Regions from separate parts of the Homo sapiens genome. Here region 1 is linked to region 2. A link is an interaction called in ENCODE POLR2A ChIA-PET data of the cell type or tissue named here. Cell type or tissue: Panc1. All regions are shown on one strand. Each heading gives the region's core, and the rest is flanking DNA. Links, peaks and the distances in the headings are about the cores only. Region 1 overlaps DLEU7-AS1 (DLEU7 antisense RNA 1). Region 2 overlaps DLEU1 (deleted in lymphocytic leukemia 1).

Region 1 (5,507 bases), core at 236-5,235, 400 kb before region 2:
TGCTCAATAGTTGATCTAGTCAGTATAGAAACAATTGAAAAAGAATTGATAAGAAATCCAATAAACTCAGTAAGGCTCTGTATGTGTGCGTATATGTGTGTGTAATTTTTTGTATCAATAAACACATGATTTACAGCTGTTCCCTCTCATTTCCTTCCCCTCATTTCAGTAGACTGATATATAGGTTTAAAAGATCTTTGAGTGTAGAGATTTTTCTGTCGACAATGGTTATTCAAAGAAGTGAGAAATTTCAGAATGACGTGCAATTGTAAGTAATGATTACGTATCTAACATGCTCCCAAATGGACTTCTATGCATTAATTATCATTACATTACAATTTCCAAGATGTCTTTTAGCTACAGGTTTTAAACACTGTTGATAACAAATAAAATGAGTTCTTGGCGGGGGAAAAAGAGGGAGACTCTTAGCAAACCTGTGTCACAAGTGAAAAACAGTTTGCCAAATAAATAACTCAGACACTTTAATATTTGTCTAGATAACTATATCTCCATTTTTTACCTTTTATTTAAATAGAATTATAGATTTATAGATTCTGTTCATAAATTATTCACAGATTATAGATTCATAGTGGCAAAATCTAGTACATGGAGTCTGATGAATTCTTCACCCAACCCAAATGACGATAACTTGTATGACTGTAGTACAATAGCAAAACCAGGAAACTTACATTGGTACAGTACTGTTAACTGGATTGGTACAGTACATACACAGGATTAAATTGCATAGAACTACACACACACACACACACACACACACTCACATGAATACATGTAAAAACTGATGAAAACTGTTTTCATCAGTTTTCATGCGAGTGTGTGTGTGTGTGTGTGTGTGTGTGTAGTTCTATGTAGTGTATAGATTTGTATAACTACCACCACAATCAAGATACAGAACCTTGATTCCCCACAGCCATGTTGGTTGGCCCAATTGGGTTCTTTATGTTCTTTTTGTTTCTTTGTCTAATGTTAGACATGTAATCATTACTTACAATTGGATTGTAACTATCCAAACTATCAATATGCTAGGTATTATTGTTCATTATTATTAGTTTGTTGTTGAAACAACATAATTTATATAAATAAACTAAAACTCAACTTAGTCACAGGAACTAGACTCTTTAGTTCCTCTAAAAATATGAGTGAGTGAGTGGACGGCTGGCTGGCTGGCTGCCTGGGTGAATGGATAGATGGATGGATGGATGGATGGATGGGTGGATAGATGATTCGTCTGGGTTGCTCAGCATTTTATCAGCATTGATTCTGGCTTCCGGACTGAGACTGGATTACCTTGTAGAGGAGAGCTAAGGAATCATGGAGTCAACTTCTATTTTTTTCACTTTCTTCTTTCCAAAGTTCATTTCCTAAATAAAACTGTTTTTGTGAAATCTGTTGGCAATGTTCATACCTGAATAATGCCATGAAGTTGGTAAGCTCTATATTAAAAAATGACTATTATCAAAATCTTCATCTAAGTGGTTGAAGTGAAAGCAAGCATTCTCTCACCTTGGTCTGACAGAATGAACGTCTATATGTGGACTTCTCTTTCCCAAACCCATATCACAAATGGCATGAGCTGAATATTTCCAAGTGTGGGTCTGACTTTTAAGTTATTTCCCACATTTTCACTTCACAAGAGATCCCTTAAAATATTGTAGTGGTGACAATGACTTCACTCAAATAGACACAGAACCAGCCTTTCACGTTTCTAATGCATTTTTCTGGAGTTCAGACTAAAATATACTGCTTATTTGATCTATCAGGTGAGATTGGTAATCCCTCACTAATTTAAAAATTACCATGTTGAATTTGATCCAATTTAAAATATATATATTGCTTAAAATGCCATTTTTGTGATTTCTTTTTTGTTATTCTAGCCATGAAATACGGAAGCTCAGTCTCCTTAATATAAATGAGTTAATTATTTCAAAGATCAAAAAATGACATTTGCTCTTTATTTTTAAAGTAGATAATAATGCTTTTATGGAAAAAATCTCCTAGAATCTCTATTTCAATCTAATCAGAGGGAAATTTGTATAATTTATAAGAAATAAATACACTGTGGAAAACAGAACTATTGAAAAATAATGCATGGTATTTCCTAAGCTGAGCCATAACACATAGCACTTGTTTATTTTACCATATAATTCCAGGGTTATCACTTCGATGTTTAAAGCAAAGACCTCTATCAGTTATCTAAGTGTATATATATTGGATATAAAAAGTCTCAAACAAATTACAGAGTTTTTTAGTGATGTAAGGAAGGAAATTTAAACTCTCAGTCATCCTTCCTGAAGCTTACAGCATTTTAGTGAAACTCACATAGATCAATGTAAGTATATATTTCATATGACACAGCTCTCAAACTAGACACCAAAGAGTTCTGGTATCCATGCATTAGTCAGAAAAATCTTAGTCTACCGCCATACCACCTTGAACGTGTCTGGTTCCATCTGATCTTGAAAGCTAAGCTGGGGCGGGCCTGGTTAGTATCTGAATAAGGGATCACGTGGGAATAACGGGTGCTGTGGGCTTAAAAGAAATTTATTTGGTGTTTTATCTTTTCGGACCATTTGGGTTTTCAAAGGCAACAGCTCAAATCAAACCTTAAGCAGAAGTTTTAATTTTTAGAGGTTTTTTTCTGTCATTCTACAGTCTTTGCTACTTTCATGTTAAGAATTTCCTCCATTACTTTAAATATTTATTTACCTATGGCTTTACTGAGAAGACTTATACATATACATACATATGTATAACTGGATTTATACGTATATAGCTATATGTAACTATTTATACATATATAGCTATATGTAACTATTCACATATATCAACAAGTAACACCCTGAATCCTAATTGTGATTGATGTAAAGCTGTTTGTTTTTATAGACTGAAGTTTATGCCCCTCTGCAGACATAACTGTGGTAGGGGCTGTGCTACACCTCAGATGCATGGAGACAGGACCTTTATAACTGCTTTTCTTGGGCTTAGTTTTGAGTAAACTGTTGATCTTGTCATGGCCTTTCTTGCCTTTACCCTACATACAGACTAAAACTCCCCTTTGAAAATGTTAACCACATGTGCACACCCAAGTGGGATTTCTGTAGCACTAGCCCTGAGTCAGCAGATGTGAGGGCTGGAAGAATGTCAGTCAAACCCGAAATGCATCTTCGCCGGAGGTCTCAAGAGGAGTTTCTCAGAGCAGTTGGGATCAGCAGTGTCCACGGGGGCCCCTCAGGTCTGAGATCCAGTGTCCACTCCTGCAGCCCCTTCTACACACCATCAAGCTGCTTCTATATTTATGCATTTATATTGATTTTCAAATCGCATTTCTATTGAAAATAGGTTCTGCTACTGAAAAAAATACCGTAAATCAGTGAATAAAATAAAACAAAACACCCCACTGATATTCACCAACTTTCTTCATCTTACAGATTTTTTTTTTTTTTTTTTTTGAGATGGAATCTCGCTCTGTCACCCAGGCTGGAGTGCAATGGTATGATCTTGGCTCACTGCAGCTGCTGCCTCCTGGGTTCAAGTGATTCTCCTACCTCAGCCTCTGGAGTAGCTGGGATTATAGGAGTCTGCCACCATGCCCAGCTGATTTTTTGTATTTTTAGTAGAGATGGGGTTTCGCCATGTTGGCCAGGCTGGTCTCTAACTCCTGACCTCAAGTGATCCGCCTGCCTTGGCCTCCCGAAGTGATGTGATTACAGGCATGAGCCACCATGCCCAGACATCTTACAGGCATTTAAATATGAAGACAAGTCCAGTTCTTCTAACTCCTGATCCAGGCTTCCCTCTGTAAGGCCCTAAAGCTAAAACACATCAGGTTGTTGGGGCAGCTAGGCTTTCCTACTTAGCATCCGCAGGCCATGTGGCTAGTGCTGGAAGGCTGGCAATGGCTAGGAAGGGAGCCTCAATGCTAAACCCATTTGATGGGTCCATTTTCTTCCTGGACTGAGCCACAGAAGTTCTGCCAGGAACGTTTCACAGGTGAGCAGACTTCCCTCTCAGAAATGCCCATCATCACAATCCTTTCTGGGACAGGAGGTTTTAGCCAATTTTACGCATGTCTATTTAATAGATAGGAGTGCTATATAGAGGAGAAAGCTCTCAGTAAAGCCATGGATTGCTGGAGGCCTGAGGACTCCTTGTAAGAAGTCTGGCATATATGAGCACTCCTTCTTCTTGGTGTTCTTCCTCTCACCTCTCTGGTTACTTCTCTTTCTAAAGGCCTTCCCTCGGTTCTTAACTTTCAGTTTCTGCCTAAACTGTTCTAATTTGCACTTCCCTTTTCTGGTTAGATGTTTTCTAAAAAGGACCAAAAGTGACCTTTATAGTTTGCCAATTTAAGTCAGAGCAATAAGTTGCAGTTTTCTGGGGCCCTGACAAGCAAAAGTAGGGCTCTCCCTGGTAGGTGCTTCCAGCTGCCACGCATGCACACACATGCAAACAGATGCAGGCACACACATGCATACCCATACAAGCACACACATACACACTTTCCTGCATGGAACCCCTAGGAAGTCTGTGTATGTTCACTGGTACCACAGGTTATCCTGAAAATGTTCAGAACACTTTCTATCTCTGTAACACTACTTTTAAAAATGAATTTCTGGGGTCAAGATCATTAAAAGGAAAACATCATTAAGCTCTTTGAAATTCCACTGGGCTTTAAAGATTTAAGAATCCAGGGATGTATAATATAAATTTTGCCAAACTTTAAAATAAACTAAAAAATTCACAACAGTTGAATTCCTCCCAAGGCCCCTTTAACAACACTTATAGATTGCTGAGATACGGGTATGATGAACAGCTATGGGTATGACAGCTCTGCATGAACCACACACAACAAAACACCTCTGTGTTCTACAGCCCTTGGCACAAGACATTCCCGGTGGCCTTTCCCCTAATGCGGTGATTTCCAAATGCCCGTCTGTGGACCAGGGCCACTTACTGATATAGTCTTCAACTTTCAATAGCTAAATGAGAAGGATTGGGCTTTATCCTTTATTTTGAGGCTTTTATCCTTGCTTTTCTTGCCTTTCCCTTTTGGTATTAAAACATTCATATCTTATAGAAAGCAAAGGTAATAATAGATGGTAGAAACATATTGTTTTGTTTAGATGACCTTTCTTTGTAAAATTAAAAGATGGAAACTCTGTATTGGGTTTAAAACCAATTTTAACTCTCCATGAAATTTAAAGTCTGGAAAACATTTCTGTAAGGCTGGGCCAAATCCCAAACCTGGGGGAAAAATAGCTTCAGGAGTGAATGCCTACAACCACTGAAATTCTTAAGAGAATTTAGCTTTTTAGCTTTTTTTTTTTTTTTTTCCAGAATTTCTTTTCCGGAAAGTATAGAGAATGAGGATGGTAGAGGACTCATCACTATAGTTTCCTCTCTTTCCCCAACATCCACAGACGTATCAATGGTCTGAATGTAATGTCCTCTTAAAATATGAAGCAGAAAATGGGTTAGGTTAAAAA
Region 2 (5,244 bases), core at 1-5,000:
AAGCTGTACTCTGGGAAAAAAGATAACCCCATCCCAAATCCCAGTTTAGAGCCGCCCTGCATGCTCCCTGGGCTCCCCAGGTTTTTTCTCTGGATTTTCTTTTCTTTAATAAGTTTTTATCTGCTTCCTAGTTTCCAAGCACTTTCAGATAATCAGACAAACGGTGGGGCTGTGGTGGTCTGCACACTGGTCCTCCTCTACCTGCCCCATCTCCCCTCCCCTGTTGCCTCCTTTTATCACGGAGACTCAAAGGGAATTCGTTCACTTTGCCAACAACTCAGCCACTTCCAACTCAGCAAAGAGGCTGACTTATTTTATTCCCTCATAGGAAAAGAAACATGACATTCTCATTATTAAAACACCACTTTTTCTGGCTACAATGGGAAATTTCAGCATCGTATATCCCCCAAACATTTTGATTTTTAGTTAAATGGTATGTTTCCTCCACATTGTAAACCCTCCTCTGACATACATGTGACACACACACACACACACACACACACACACACACACAGAGTTTCTCATGGAGCTCTAAACAGCCTGCCCTCCACCTTCCCCTTCTTTCCTATTCCCCTCTCCCCGACTCTCCAGGTCGGCCCCCTGGCAATCTGGTGTAGTTGTCAACCCTGCAAGCTTGTCCTCCTTGGTGGCTTCATGCCTGTGATTTCTATCCTCATCTTCAGGCTTCCAAACACAGCTCAGTTCTCCTCCATAAAGCCTTCCTTCACTGACTACATGTACACAATGACCCTTCTCTAACACACAATGTATTTTAATGCTCTAGTGCCTATGTTAGCCTTTATTCCAAAAATTTCTAGCCTTATGTTCATTGTTATGTCTTGACTATGCAACCAGTCAAGCAGTGAGCTGGAGGGAGGGCATGAGCTCTGTAGTCAAGCAGCTATTAGTTCTGGATCCTCATCTCTGAGCTACAAGATGCTCAGTTTTATTTTGTTTTAAATAAAGAAATTAACACCCTCACCCCTTGCAAAATCTAACGTTTCTATGAGCATTAAACGAGGTCTCCCGTGTGAAGCACCTGGACTTCATGCCCTTCATGAACTATCTTACTGCTTCCCTGACAGCAGGACCATGTCTTACCCCAGTCCTGGGTCCAAGGAATGCCTAGCACAGTAAAGCAGGATGTTATCAGAAGCAGTGGTTGAAATGCCCAGAATTAACAAAAAGCTGGAAACATAATCCTCCTTGGCAAGGAAATGAGACAAATCTTTAACTATTCAAATCAATGTGCCTCTAGAAGTGAAATGGAACATGAGATAGCGTAAAAAAGCAGATCAATCACAACACGCAGATCATTTCTATGCTTAGAAGCCTATTTTACTGAGCACACATAGAAAAACAAATGTCTAACACCTTTGGCAAAGGCTGCCTGGAGTCCCACAGGGGTATGCATGAAAAAGTCTCCTGCCTTTTTAACTAATCGAGTTCTGACTAGGTTCTACAATGCATCAGATCAAAAGGCAGGGATTTAAAATACTACAATCGACATTAAGTGCATTTCTTTAGTTTCTAAGTGAGTCAGAAAATGCGGCACAGTTAAGCTATAGACGTTTGCAGGCTAAGTCTTCTCCTTAACCTCAGGAGTCAGGACAAAGACAACAGGCCCTTAGTTTGAGTCTTCTCCGCTACACAATGGGTGTGAGGTGAGTGACTATTTCCAATTTGCATGATTCCTATAATTTCCCATCATGAAATGGAGGAAAATGCCATTCACCCACATAAGAAGTCTCACTGAAAAGCAAAGCACTTCTCTCTATTTACTTAAGCACTGGGCTAGAATACAGAGAAGTACAATAAATTCTAAACATGGTGCACATCTGGTCCAAAAACCACAATCAGTTTATTGCTGCATCTGAAACATTTTCAGCAACTGTCATATAATACATTTTCACACATTTCTAACAAGACATTTTCTTGGAAACAAAACAGACAGGTATATCTGTCAGTTCCATTTCTTGCAAACAAAACAGAAAAAATGTTTGGCTCAGATGTCTGTACCGTCTTTGGAGCAGTGTAGCTATCATATGAGGAGGGTATTAGTCAAAGATGCCAAAAGCTCGGCGGTTACTTCCAAAGAGTGGAATTACTGGCTATACAGAAAAATAAGATATATGCATGTATGTATGCACCTCCCTTCTTTCCCATTCCAACAGAACCATTTATTGCACTTACTTGAAAGAGATGTACCAGGGTCTTGTTAAACCCATCTATCTCCCAGTATGAAAATACTACGCTCCCTATTAAGTAGAATCTTCTCATCCCTGTGGCTCTTTGAGCAGAACTTTATTCAACATTTTATTAAAAATTAAAATGCAATTGAAATCACATTAAGATGCTTAAAAGCTCCACATTTTTACCCTAAACCCCTCACGGGCATTCACAAGGAGAGAACAGAAAGGTATCTGATAGCCAGAGAGCCCCAAACCCAATAAAGAAGGCTGCCAAAATGTCCCAATATAGGCCCCAGTGAAACCATTTACTGGCTCACTGTTGGCTGCATAATCTGCCTTTAAGCACTTTCTCCTCTGCAAAAACCCCAGAACTCCTTTAAGAGCCATGTCTCAGCACACAAAACTTTCAAGTGACTCACCCTTCCCTCCCGCTTCCCTGGCCCAGCCCCACAGCCCCTCACACCAGCCATGCAGTCTTTGACCTTTCCTGATAACCCACTCACAGTTCATTCTGCCTGCAGGGCAGACAAGAAACGCACAGGGGCAAGATTACTGAAGCTTTGACAACATTCATAAAAAGAATGGACATAGTCAACCCCCTTGCACACTTCTGAACCTTTGCCTGTGTGGCTGCCTCCACCAGGAATGCCCTGGCTGACTTTGCCTGGCGAATGACTCATTGTGATTCGCAGCTCAGTTCAACTAGGGCTTTTTGGTGACAGCTTTCCCTGACACCCCTTCCCTTGCTGAATGAGGTGGTCCATCCTCTGGCATGGGGCAGAGCATCCCATACATCCTGCTCCCACTCCAACCTATTGCACTGGTATCCAATAGAAGGCAACATGTGTCACTGTGTCTCCCGCACCAGCCTGCAAGCCCCTTTAGGCAGGGCCTTGGTCATGTTCTTGTATCCCCAGCCCCTGGGATACTGACTTTTATATGGAAGGGACTCAGCAAATGTTTACTGAATAAAAGAATAATGGCAGCAATCCAGAAAATTCCTGACTGTGCCCAGACTGAAGGGCTCCAGTTGCTTCTCCATGAACAAAAAAGAGAACCTCAGGAAATGGCCAGTTGAAAGTTTTCAGATCTTTCAACCAACAAGAGCTGATGGTAAGGATGTCCAATGGACTGTACGAACATGAAGGAGGAAAATGCATGCTTTCTCAAGCTGGGCCTGAAGTCTTGCTATTAGAATTAGAGAAATACGAAAGTGATAAAGGAGACCACCCAAGAGAAGGGAATTTGGGTTACTGCAGTGAATAGGAGACTGAAGGGTGAGTACTCTCCACTCTGAAAGACGGCAGGTGAACGAAAGGCCAGGATCTAGGTGAGAAACCAGGGAAGGGGAAAGTGGGACAAGGATTTATTTGTCAAATTACAGCACCCTAGAATGGCAAAGGGTCTCTTGAAGATAAAAAGAGGTACATTCAGGAAAAATTTTAAGACTCTCCCCATGTGAGCAGATTAGTTTAAAAGACAAGCACAGAAGGGATTGAGGCCCACAGAAAGAAGGAACCCCATGTGGTGCTCATTTGAGTTGAACAAAGGGACCTGCACTGATGAATATATATGGGACTGGTCCCGTACCTAAGTTCCCATCCAGAAGAGAAGTCAGAGGAAACCAGAGAACTTCAGAAGAGCTTGGTGAGCGCCAACGGGCTCACACACACAGGGCTGTGGGAGCCTACAGCCCACAGTCCGCAGCTCTGAGAAACACATTGTGTTCCGCCTGTGGGGCAGTGTCCTCACAGCAATCCAGGTGTGTTTGAAGGAGAACGCCTAGCAGCAGCTGAAATAACCAAAAACAAGGTGGTAAATGGCTGTCCTGGGCCAATACAGGGACAAATTGGCAAAGTAGAATGTTCCTCGCAGAGCTCTCCAAATGTTTGAGAATTCTACCACCTCTCCTGAGGTGCCCTGGAAAAGGCGAAGTGGAAAGGTAGAGCCTGTTAAAATTTTATATGGTTTCTGAGGCATCTTAATTTTTAATAAAAAGTTCTTAATAATGTTCTGGATAAAAGACTGTGGTACTTAAAAGATTCTTTTTATAATGCCAAACTCTTTGTGCAATGTATGTATATATTTTTTAAAAGACCATAGTCTGGCAAATACTGACAGCCTGCAACACATACCACATTCTCCTTCCGCTTACTCCACCACCTCATACTGTGGCCAAGGGCAAATCCATTCAATTCTCTGGCCTGACTTAGCTTCACTTCAAGGTGAGGAGTTTAAAGTGAAATGTAACACAGTGGTAGTTTCCAACAGCCTTTGCCACTGAAATGTGTTCATCCAGCTGACGTTGTTTAACCCTGGCTTTTGGTACATTCTGGAAGGCCCAAGCATGTGAAGAGACATGCATCTGAGGCACATTTCCAGGGATGAAGGCTATCTGGGGGTCGGCAGTCCCAAATGAATAAGACAGCTACTAGTAAGTGGAGGATGGAATCCTTGACACTCTCCTCTCCTTCAGTTAGTGCTTCACAATTTTTAAAGTGCCTTCTTTGAGGCTTGGAGAAGTTGTTTGATTCACCAAGATTCTGCAGCTTTGTGCCAGGGCCAGAAACTTCACAGACTTTCTTCCTGTAGGGTGAGGCTCTGAAGACAACCTCACTGCAACACCTGTGGCCCAGGTTGGTTCAACAGTGAAGTGTACCGAGGAGCAGCTCAACTCTGCAGCTGTTCGGAAGTGGCCCTCAAGCTAGACTCAGAGGAGGAAGAGACCAGAGGAAACTGTCATAGCAAAGGCATCAATGCAGGATGGATTGAGCACTGTGTTCAAAGAACACAGTGCTTCCTTAGCCTTCCTCAGCACAGGAAAGAGGTGGTCCCAGAGCATGATTGGGAATGAGAAGTGGAAAGCCAGGTTGTAGAAGACCAAACATTTAATTTTTAATTTTTTTTTTTTTTTTTGTGGATACAGAGTCTTGCCATATTGCCCAGGCTAGTCTCAACCTCCTAACCTCAAGCGAACCTTGGAACCTGGCTACAGGCTCACACTGCCATGCCCACCTTCCCCAACTTGGCCAAACATTTTAGGAAGAGAACA

What was found. Peaks named below come from ENCODE experiments on the same cell type or tissue, not always from the same donor. Only the 100,000 strongest peaks of a DNase experiment are listed, where the experiment ranks them.
Region 1: POLR2A ChIA-PET joins it to region 2 with 5 read pairs; 2 of 35 experiments call an interaction of 5 or more read pairs at or near these places.

Annotation. Positions count from the first base shown.
Region 1 is chr13:50,810,033-50,815,539 of GRCh38, reverse strand. All of the region lies in intron 2 of DLEU7-AS1 (DLEU7 antisense RNA 1), which reads right to left. It also overlaps a transcript of DLEU7 not described here and the pseudogene RNA5SP28. Among named protein-coding and RNA genes, the nearest start is that of DLEU7-AS1, 4.9 kb to the right of the region's middle. In Panc1, for the core only: no CTCF peak of the experiment used is centred there; no DNase peak of the experiment used is centred there.
Region 2 is chr13:50,408,987-50,414,230 of GRCh38, reverse strand. The region is part of intron 3 of DLEU1 (deleted in lymphocytic leukemia 1); the gene reads right to left. Among named protein-coding and RNA genes, the nearest start is that of DLEU1-AS1, 120 kb to the left of the region's middle. In Panc1, for the core only: no CTCF peak of the experiment used is centred there; a DNase peak (open chromatin) is centred at 2,718; H3K27ac peaks cover 3,705 bases.